Linked DNA regions of Homo sapiens: all the other regions are linked to region 3. A link is a loop called in an ENCODE intact Hi-C map of the cell type or tissue named here. Cell type or tissue: dorsolateral prefrontal cortex. All regions are shown on one strand.

Region 1 (2,500 bases), 94 kb before region 3:
ATATTTTTCCATAACAAAAAGATAAAAGCAAATAGGACTTGTTAAATGAGAAGCTTTTGAAAAACCCAGCGTGACCAGCTTTTGATTTACCCCAGTCTGACAAGGAAGAGAGACCCCACCCCCACTCCAGATTGTATGGCTTTTTTTTTTTTTTTCCTTGGGTGGGGGTGTGGAGGAGAAGCTGTCACATTTCCATCTTCGGTTATTGTTAGTCCGCAGCCTAGATTCCCAAGCATCACCGGTCCAGGGGAAAAATCCTAACGCAGACAATTAAAACTGTCTGAAACATGCAGTATTTTGTTGGGGCTTTTTTCCCAGTGTTAATTTCATCGAGACTCAATCGGCTAGGGCTATAGATTGCCTCTGACAGTCTGTCCCTCAAACGCTCCCTCTAAAACCGCTTGTTCCAGATTTACTAACAATCCTCTCCTCTCCAAACTTAAATTAGGACAACACATTTCTGAAATTATTACATCCAAAAAGTCATACCTCCCCATTCTCTTTGCCTTGGTGTGGGGAATAGAAAGAGTGAAGAAGAGAGATCTATTCACTCTTCAAACAAAAAGAAATTGGGGTAGAGGGTCAGTGGAGGAAAGAGCAGTGGTGGACCTGAGTGAAAGGTTGAAAAAAGTTTTTGTGACTTGTTCGTCCTTCGGCAGGGGTACAGGAGTTGGGCAGAAGGCCGGGGTCTCGGCCCCAGGGCTCGGGCCGAGAAGAGGCACCCGCGGAAGAGGAGGCTGAGGACCCGAGAACGCCTGGACGAGCACATACCGACTTGCAGCACGTTCTCCACGGAGCCGCTGTCCAGCAGACGGATGCCCCGGCGGAACGGGAGCCCCTCGCCACCGCAGCCGGCCGCGCCGGCCCCTGCGCCCAGCCCGGGGGATGCCCCAGCCGCGACGCCCCCGGGGGCGGAGCCGGCCGGAGCGGCGGCCCCGGGGGGTGGCTGCGGCCCCTCCTCGGCCGGCGAAGCCCCCGCGGCGCCGCCAGCAGCGCCGGCGCCGGGGCCGCCCCGGTACTGGAAGCTGGAGTACATGCAGATCTCCCGCTCATTCCGCGGGAAGGACCAGTAGACGATGCGGCGCTGCACGGGCTCCGGGATCCGCTCGAAGCGCTCCTCCACCCGTTCGTATGCCCACTTTTCCGCCACCGTCTTGGCGGCGCAGTCCAGTAAGGAATCCGGCTGCAGGTGGGGGCGGGCCCCGAGGACCAGGCAGCTGCTGCCGACGCCCCCTGCCCCTCCGCCGGCTGCCCCAGGCGAACCGCGAGGGTGATGAGCCTGCGGGCTGGGCCACGAACACTGCCGCTTAGCCGGAGAGACCGGTGACGGCGAGAGCAGCTCCTCTCGCTCACCTCCGTCCGCCATTGCTGGGGACTGACTGACTGACTGAGGCGGCGGCGGCTGCTCGGGCTGCGGCGGAGACCCTGGCCACGGCCACGCGCCCCGCGCAAGCGCCCAGCGGTGGCGCCGAGGGGGGCGGGGCGAGAGAACCCGCGAGCCAGCCGGCCCGAGTGGGGAACCGCGGCCGGGCCCGGGAGCGCGCCGCGAGGGCAGACGCGGGCGGCCTGCAGGGTAGCGTGAGGCGGCGCGCGGTGTCCTGGCCGCCGCGGACGCGAAGACAGGCGGGAGCGAGCGCGGGCCCGCGGCGCGCTCCAGGCGCAAACAGCCTAGAACGCGAGCCGAGCGCTCTCGCGGATCCGGCGACCGCGGAGGGGAGAGGAGCGCCGGACGCTCTCGCACGCCCGCCCGCCCGCCCGCGCACCTCCAACCCACCTGCCGCCGGCCAGACAGGAATGGACTGTGTGACTGAATGAAATGGCGGGGCCATAAGCCATCCAAGGAGCCGCCTCCGTGAAGTTATAGGCTCGCGGGGTACAAGGAGAAAAAAACAATCCAGCTCCAACGGTACTGATGTGACAGGAGGTTGTCACAGCAGAGCGGAAGATCTGGCAGAAAGACGCTGGGAAAGAAGACACTAGGGGAAAACATCAGAAAGTTCGGATGATGAAAACTCACCTCACGCCACAACAATGTAGGATAAAGCCGGCGGTCACCCCACCCCAGAGTGGGACAAAGTCGCACCACCCCTTGACAATGGGGCATCAAGATCTTATCGCCACGGGGGTTGCATCCTGGTGGGGTCTTTTGGAGGGTTTAGCACCTTGCATCCTAGAATACAAAACACTTTTGCGTGTTTTTTGGTAGAATTCTCTGATCCCCTACCTCCAATCTGAATTAGGTCTTTCATGTTTTCCTCACTTGGCTCAGTCTTCTACACCTTTACATAGTTGTATTTTTATATATTTGTTTAATGTCTGACTGTCAACTCCATGAGAGTGAGAATCATGTCTATTTCCTTCACTATAATTTATCCTCTGCCTGGCACATAGTGGGTGCTCAAGAATGGCAGCTTCATCACTAACTCCATAAACAACACGCAATTGTAAGTTACTGTTTCTTGCTCGATCAAGAAAGCTCAGATTATTTCAGAATTTGCTG
Region 2 (2,500 bases), 280 kb before region 3:
ATGTGCACAAACAGGCATGCACAGATGTATCTATGTACATACACACATGTACTTAGCCATAAAGATACACACACACAATTATAGATGAAACCACACACTTGCTAACACAAAGGTGACCACAGTAGATGAATATTATGAACTCAGCGGCTTCCCAGACCTTCATCTTCTCCCTGCACTTGTTTCTCAGGTGTTCAGCAGGCTCCTGAAGAGGCTGTGTGAGGCAGGAGCTTCAATGTCCTCACAGTTTTGTGAGGCAAAAGTCTAAGTCCAGTCCTGGCCTCTGTCCCTCACTCACCACTGGACTATAAATGCCCTGTCTGTAGGTGGGGGATTCTGCATAGACTAGACTTGGGTTGATCCTAACTGGCCATTTTTCTCCTTGGCACCCCCACTCTTCCACTGCTACCAGCAAACACTCTGCAAGGGAAACCTGAGAAATGGTTGTGAGTCTCCTCAGAAAATAAGCATATCCTCCTACCCACAGCTACTTCAAGTGCCCATCAAATCAGAAGCAGAATTATAAATAGTTACAAGTTTACAATAATTAGCAACACATATAGTATTTACAGTCCCACAAATGTGTCTGTTTCTCTGGTTAAGCAATCCCTGAGATGGAACAGTGTTCTGTGTTTGCCAAGGGAGACAGGGCCAATGCTCAGGACACGCAGGATATAGGGGCATGAGGTGGCATGTTGTGGGGTTTCTGGTCGATCTGCAGGGCCCAGCTCCTCCATGAACAGTAGGCTGTAGTCAGAAGCTTGCCAAGGTAGGCATTATCGACTAGAGCTGGACTTTCCCCATCCTTAGCCCTGTGGTCCTTTGGCCTCATCCACAGGTGCTCAGAGTTCTCTCAGGGTGGACAAATGTTTCAGTGCCCTTGGCCTGACCTGATACTACCTGGGAACCCAGGCTGCTCTGGCAGTGAGCTATCTGCTCTCTCAGCCAAAGCGCTCTCGCACCAGCAGCATCAACTTTTTCTTGCCTTTGTAGATCTGTTTGAGGTTGTCGATGAACTGGGCAAACTGCAGGTGGCCATCCTGGGGCAGCAGGAAGGTCTCCCGAGCCTTGCTTAGAAACTCAATGAACTCTCCATAGTGGCGAGGGCTGATGTGTGTTAGGCGTGAGTGTGTAGTGTTGATATAGGCATTGATGGTGGCATCCAGCAACTGGCGCAATGGAGCTTTGTCAGTGGACATGAGCTTTCCAGAGCTTCGGCGGCCTGGGATGCCGGCCAGGCCAGGTGCAGTCACTGTGCAGCGTCGTAAGATGTCTGAAAGCACTGTGGCACAGTGCACACTCTTCACCACCAGGGGGATGAGAGCTGCCAGCTCATTCTTGCCCAGAGAGTGGCTGAGAGCACAAGCCCAGAGCACATCATTGATGGCTGGGTGAGTATCCTGGTTGTAGGCCAGGTTAAGATGGCTCATGGCCAATGAGGCCAGCTTGAAGGCACGTAGCGGGTAGCCACGGAGCTCCATGTAGCGGGCGATGGTGAACAGCTGTGAATGGGTCATACCACCAGCAGCAGCATCAATGGCAATCTGGTAGGCTGCCTCAAAGGCAATGTGGTCTTTCTCACAGAGTGTAAGGGCTGACAGGGCACAGCTCTGTGGATCCTTCATAGCACACTGTAGAGCCAGTGTGCGAGCACAGCTAGCCAGTTCCTCCCGCTGTGGATAGTCAAGACTGAGGCGCAGGATAGTGGTGTGGGATACGGCTGTGGCAGCTACAATACTAGTAGCCTCAGTAGGGGTGAAGAGTGTGTACCAGCTCTGCAAGATGCTCACCAGGGCCCGCACACCTGTCAGGGGGAGCCTGAGCTCAGCCGTGGCCATCTGGGTCCTGATTCAGGTCTACCCAGATTACCATTTGGGGTTTGAACTTGGCCTGCAGAGATGAATTCTTCCTCCTCAGCAACCTTGAGATGATATGAGGCAAACCAGGGCAAGGGGAGCATCCCAGATGGCCAGACCCTGTTTGGGGTCTCTTCCTATCCCTTCTTTCCCCAGGTCAGAGAGTTGAAGGTTTCTGCAGGTGCTCTTAGCCCCTCACAAGGATGGGACAGTAGAGCCTGGGGTTTGCTTGCCCTGAGGCATGGGTTACAGATCTGCCAGGGGTTCTAGCTGAAGTGGGGCCTCTCAGGGTAGAGTCTTGTGCTGGGGCTTTGGGCTTTAGAAAGGGTCCTGAGCCTCTAAGTTGTCTGGAGTTTTTTACAAGCATGCACAGGGATGGGGACCAAACCACTGGGCCCACTACCTCCCAAGGGAGCACTTGAGTAGCAACTGAAAATTCATTCTCTTAGACATGTCTCTGTTGAGAGGATCAAGGGCTGCTGACATCAGGATATGGTTCAAGCAGTGAAGACAGGGCTTGGGCTGGCTGAACAGAGGCCACCTTCTCCTACCAGCAGCCCCATCCTTTCTTAGGCCATCTCCTGATGGACCTAAGATCTCATAGGAATATGAGAGCTCTAAGGATTGATTGTCCTGTCCCAAGAGTA
Region 3 (2,500 bases):
TATTACACTTCCTGTGGAGGGGACATCTGGCTGCCAGGCCACTGCCCATCACAGTCAGGCCTTGGTCCATACCTGTACAAAAGCAACTTTTGTTCACTATTCAAAAGCAGCTCAATTCCTAAGTGACTGCCTGGGCAAAATAAAACTCAGCCTTACAATGTCCCTGGGAAGGAGAGAAGCCTGGCTATACAATTAACTGCAGTCATTCACTGAGCATGACCCTGGTCACAGCCCCCACCCAGCACTTGTCCCTCCAGTTTATGGCTAACTCTCGTGCTCTCCCATGTCCAGAAGTCCCTTTGCAATCATATGAGAGTGGGCTAGGTCCATCCTGGACTCTGGGAAACATAGCCCTGGCTCCTCAATTAGAACCCAACTTGGTGTCAGAATAAGGGCCCATGAAGGAGCCTCCCTGGATGTCCCCAGGCTATGTCCACATTTAGCTCAAGGTGGCAGAGCCCACTCATGAAAGGACAAGCAAGCTGTCAATGCCATGTGCCCATCCCCTTCCCCAAGCCCTGATCACAGGCCCCCTTCCTCAACCCCTTCCACCCACACCTGCCTCTTGCTTCCCATTCATATCCCTGGGTTCCCAAATGAAGATTAGAGCAGCAGAAAAATGGCCAGGCTGCAGGTTCAGGGAAAATCACAGGAGCTCTGTGGTTGAACAGACATGGGTTTGAATTTCACCACTTAACACCTGTGTGACTTGGGCTGGTTACTTAATCTCTGAGTCTCAGTTTTCTCATTTCCAAAAAGGGAGTAAACTGTACTCTTAGGATTTCTATAAGGATTAGAAACAATATGTGTAAGTGTGTTATACCCAGTGGCACTCACTAAATGGTAGCGATTGCCTGGCAAAGGTGAGTCTCTTTATATTTATTTACAGTGTAAATACTGTTTCTCTCTTAATTCTTACAATCACCAGGCTGCATGCAGGGTCTGCCCACCACAGATGTTGCTGTGAGGGGCTTGGCTGGGTTGAAGCTAAGCCCTCTTGCTGGGCATAGACCTTGCTCCAGGTCAGATATGGGAGTTTTGGCTCTTCTGACTGTGGTTGGGTGACCAACTCTCCCACCTGCCTGGGATTATCCCAGCTTTAGCACTGAAAATTCCTTGTCCTTGGAACACTGAAAGTTCAGTCCTGGGAAAACTGGGATGGTTGGTCACCCTATCAAGGCAGCTGGCCAGGACAGATGGAAAGGTATCAGACCTTGTGGGAAGAAGCTGGGCTTTTCGACAACCTTTCCAACTTGCTGGATGAACACACCAGGCTGGGGACCACTCAGCCTAGACTGAGTTAAGCTGAGGCCAATGATGACATCTACAGGTCATATGAAAAAACTGCAGCCTAAGAATCACCCACTTGGCCCGTAAGTGGTTCGTTCATACATTTATTGTGGTTCATATATTCATATATGTAATGTGAATAAACATATTCATATATTTATTGTGCTCTCAACACTGGGCATAAGTCTCAGGGGTCTTGGAAGGCATCCGCAAGCAAGTGAAATTTATGCTGAGGCTTGGTGATTGAAAAAGTGTTAGCCAGGTTAAGGTGAGAGGGAAAGAAAGAGCATTCCAGGATGGAGAAAACAGCAAAGAAAAAAGCCCTGAGTGCGAAGGAACAGAAAACCTTCAAGAAACAAATTATGGCATGGAGAAGGGGACAGCGGTAACCAAAAAAAGCTGGAGAGTTTGTCTGAGCCTAATCAACCATGGAAAAAGTTTCTGTCTTTACCCTAGGAGCAATCAGAACTTATTGAAAGGTTTTAAAAAGCAGGATAGTAACATAATTAGATCTGCATTTCTCAAAGTTAACTCTGGCTACAGGGTGGAAGCTGGTTTAAAGAGTAGCAAGCCTACCACTTCAACCCAGGGGGTCAAGGCCACAACGAACTGAGATCACGCCAGGGCACTCCAGCCTGGGGTACAAAGTGAGACCCTGCCTCAAAAAAAAAAAAAAAAAAAAAAAAAGAGTAGCAAGCCTAAAGCCAGGGAGGCAATTAGAATTAGAATATCATTGCAGTGTCCAGGTGGTACAGAAGGTGGTGGGGACAAAGGGAGGAAAAGAAAGGTGACCGTTGGTAAGAAATAATGGAAAATTGGCCGGGCGCAGCGGCTCACGCCTGTAATCCCAGCACTTTGGGAGGCCGAGGTGGGCGGATCACAAGGTCAGGAGATTGAGACCATCCCGGCTAACACGGTGAAACCCCATCTCTACTACAAATACAAAAAATTAGCCAGGCGTGGTGGCAGGCGCCCGTAGTCCCAGCTACTCAGGAGGCTGAGGCAGGAGAATGGCATGAACCCAGGAGGCGGAGCTTGCAGCGAGCTGAGACCACGCCACTGCACTCCAGCCTGGGTGACAGAGCGAGATTCCGTCTCAAAAAAAAAAAAAAAAAAAAAAGGAAAATTAGCCAGGCATGGTGGTGTGTCTGTGGTCCCAGCTTCCCAGCTTCTCGGGAGGCTAAGGCAGGAGGAGCTGGAGAGGTTGAGG

Evidence for each region. Peaks named below come from ENCODE experiments on the same cell type or tissue, not always from the same donor. Only the 100,000 strongest peaks of a DNase experiment are listed, where the experiment ranks them.
Region 1: it touches region 3 in a loop (6-fold over the local background); 21 of 110 quality-filtered maps call a loop at or near these places.
Region 2: a loop joins it to region 3, with 7 times the contacts of the local background. A loop is called at or near these places in 107 of 110 quality-filtered maps.

The regions. Positions count from the first base shown.
Region 1 is chr1:45,204,985-45,207,484 of GRCh38, forward strand. ZSWIM5 (zinc finger SWIM-type containing 5) reads right to left here and starts at 1,621. Exons shown (of 14, transcript NM_020883.2): 1 at 772-1,621. The coding sequence starts at 1,366. RefSeq lists enhancers at 199-1,099, 1,100-1,999 and silencers at 1,068-1,227, 1,428-1,847. In dorsolateral prefrontal cortex, no CTCF peak of the experiment used is centred here; DNase peaks (open chromatin) are centred at 777 and 1,487; H3K4me3 peaks cover 2,391 bases; H3K27ac peaks cover 2,489 bases.
Region 2 is chr1:45,017,516-45,020,015 of GRCh38, forward strand. It overlaps ZSWIM5 (zinc finger SWIM-type containing 5), which reads right to left. Exons shown (of 14, transcript NM_020883.2): 14 at 1-1,801. The coding sequence ends at 939. Among named protein-coding and RNA genes, the nearest start is that of UROD, 6.5 kb to the left of the region's middle. In dorsolateral prefrontal cortex, CTCF peaks have their summits at 1,302 (motif pointing right) and 1,504; a DNase peak (open chromatin) is centred at 1,316; H3K27ac peaks cover 1,043 bases.
Region 3 is chr1:45,299,124-45,301,623 of GRCh38, forward strand. All of the region lies in intron 1 of LOC105378691 (a long non-coding RNA gene), which reads right to left. Among named protein-coding and RNA genes, the nearest start is that of LINC01144, 3.5 kb to the right of the region's middle. RefSeq lists a silencer at 1,114-1,408. In dorsolateral prefrontal cortex, CTCF peaks have their summits at 1,344 and 1,544; a DNase peak (open chromatin) is centred at 1,278.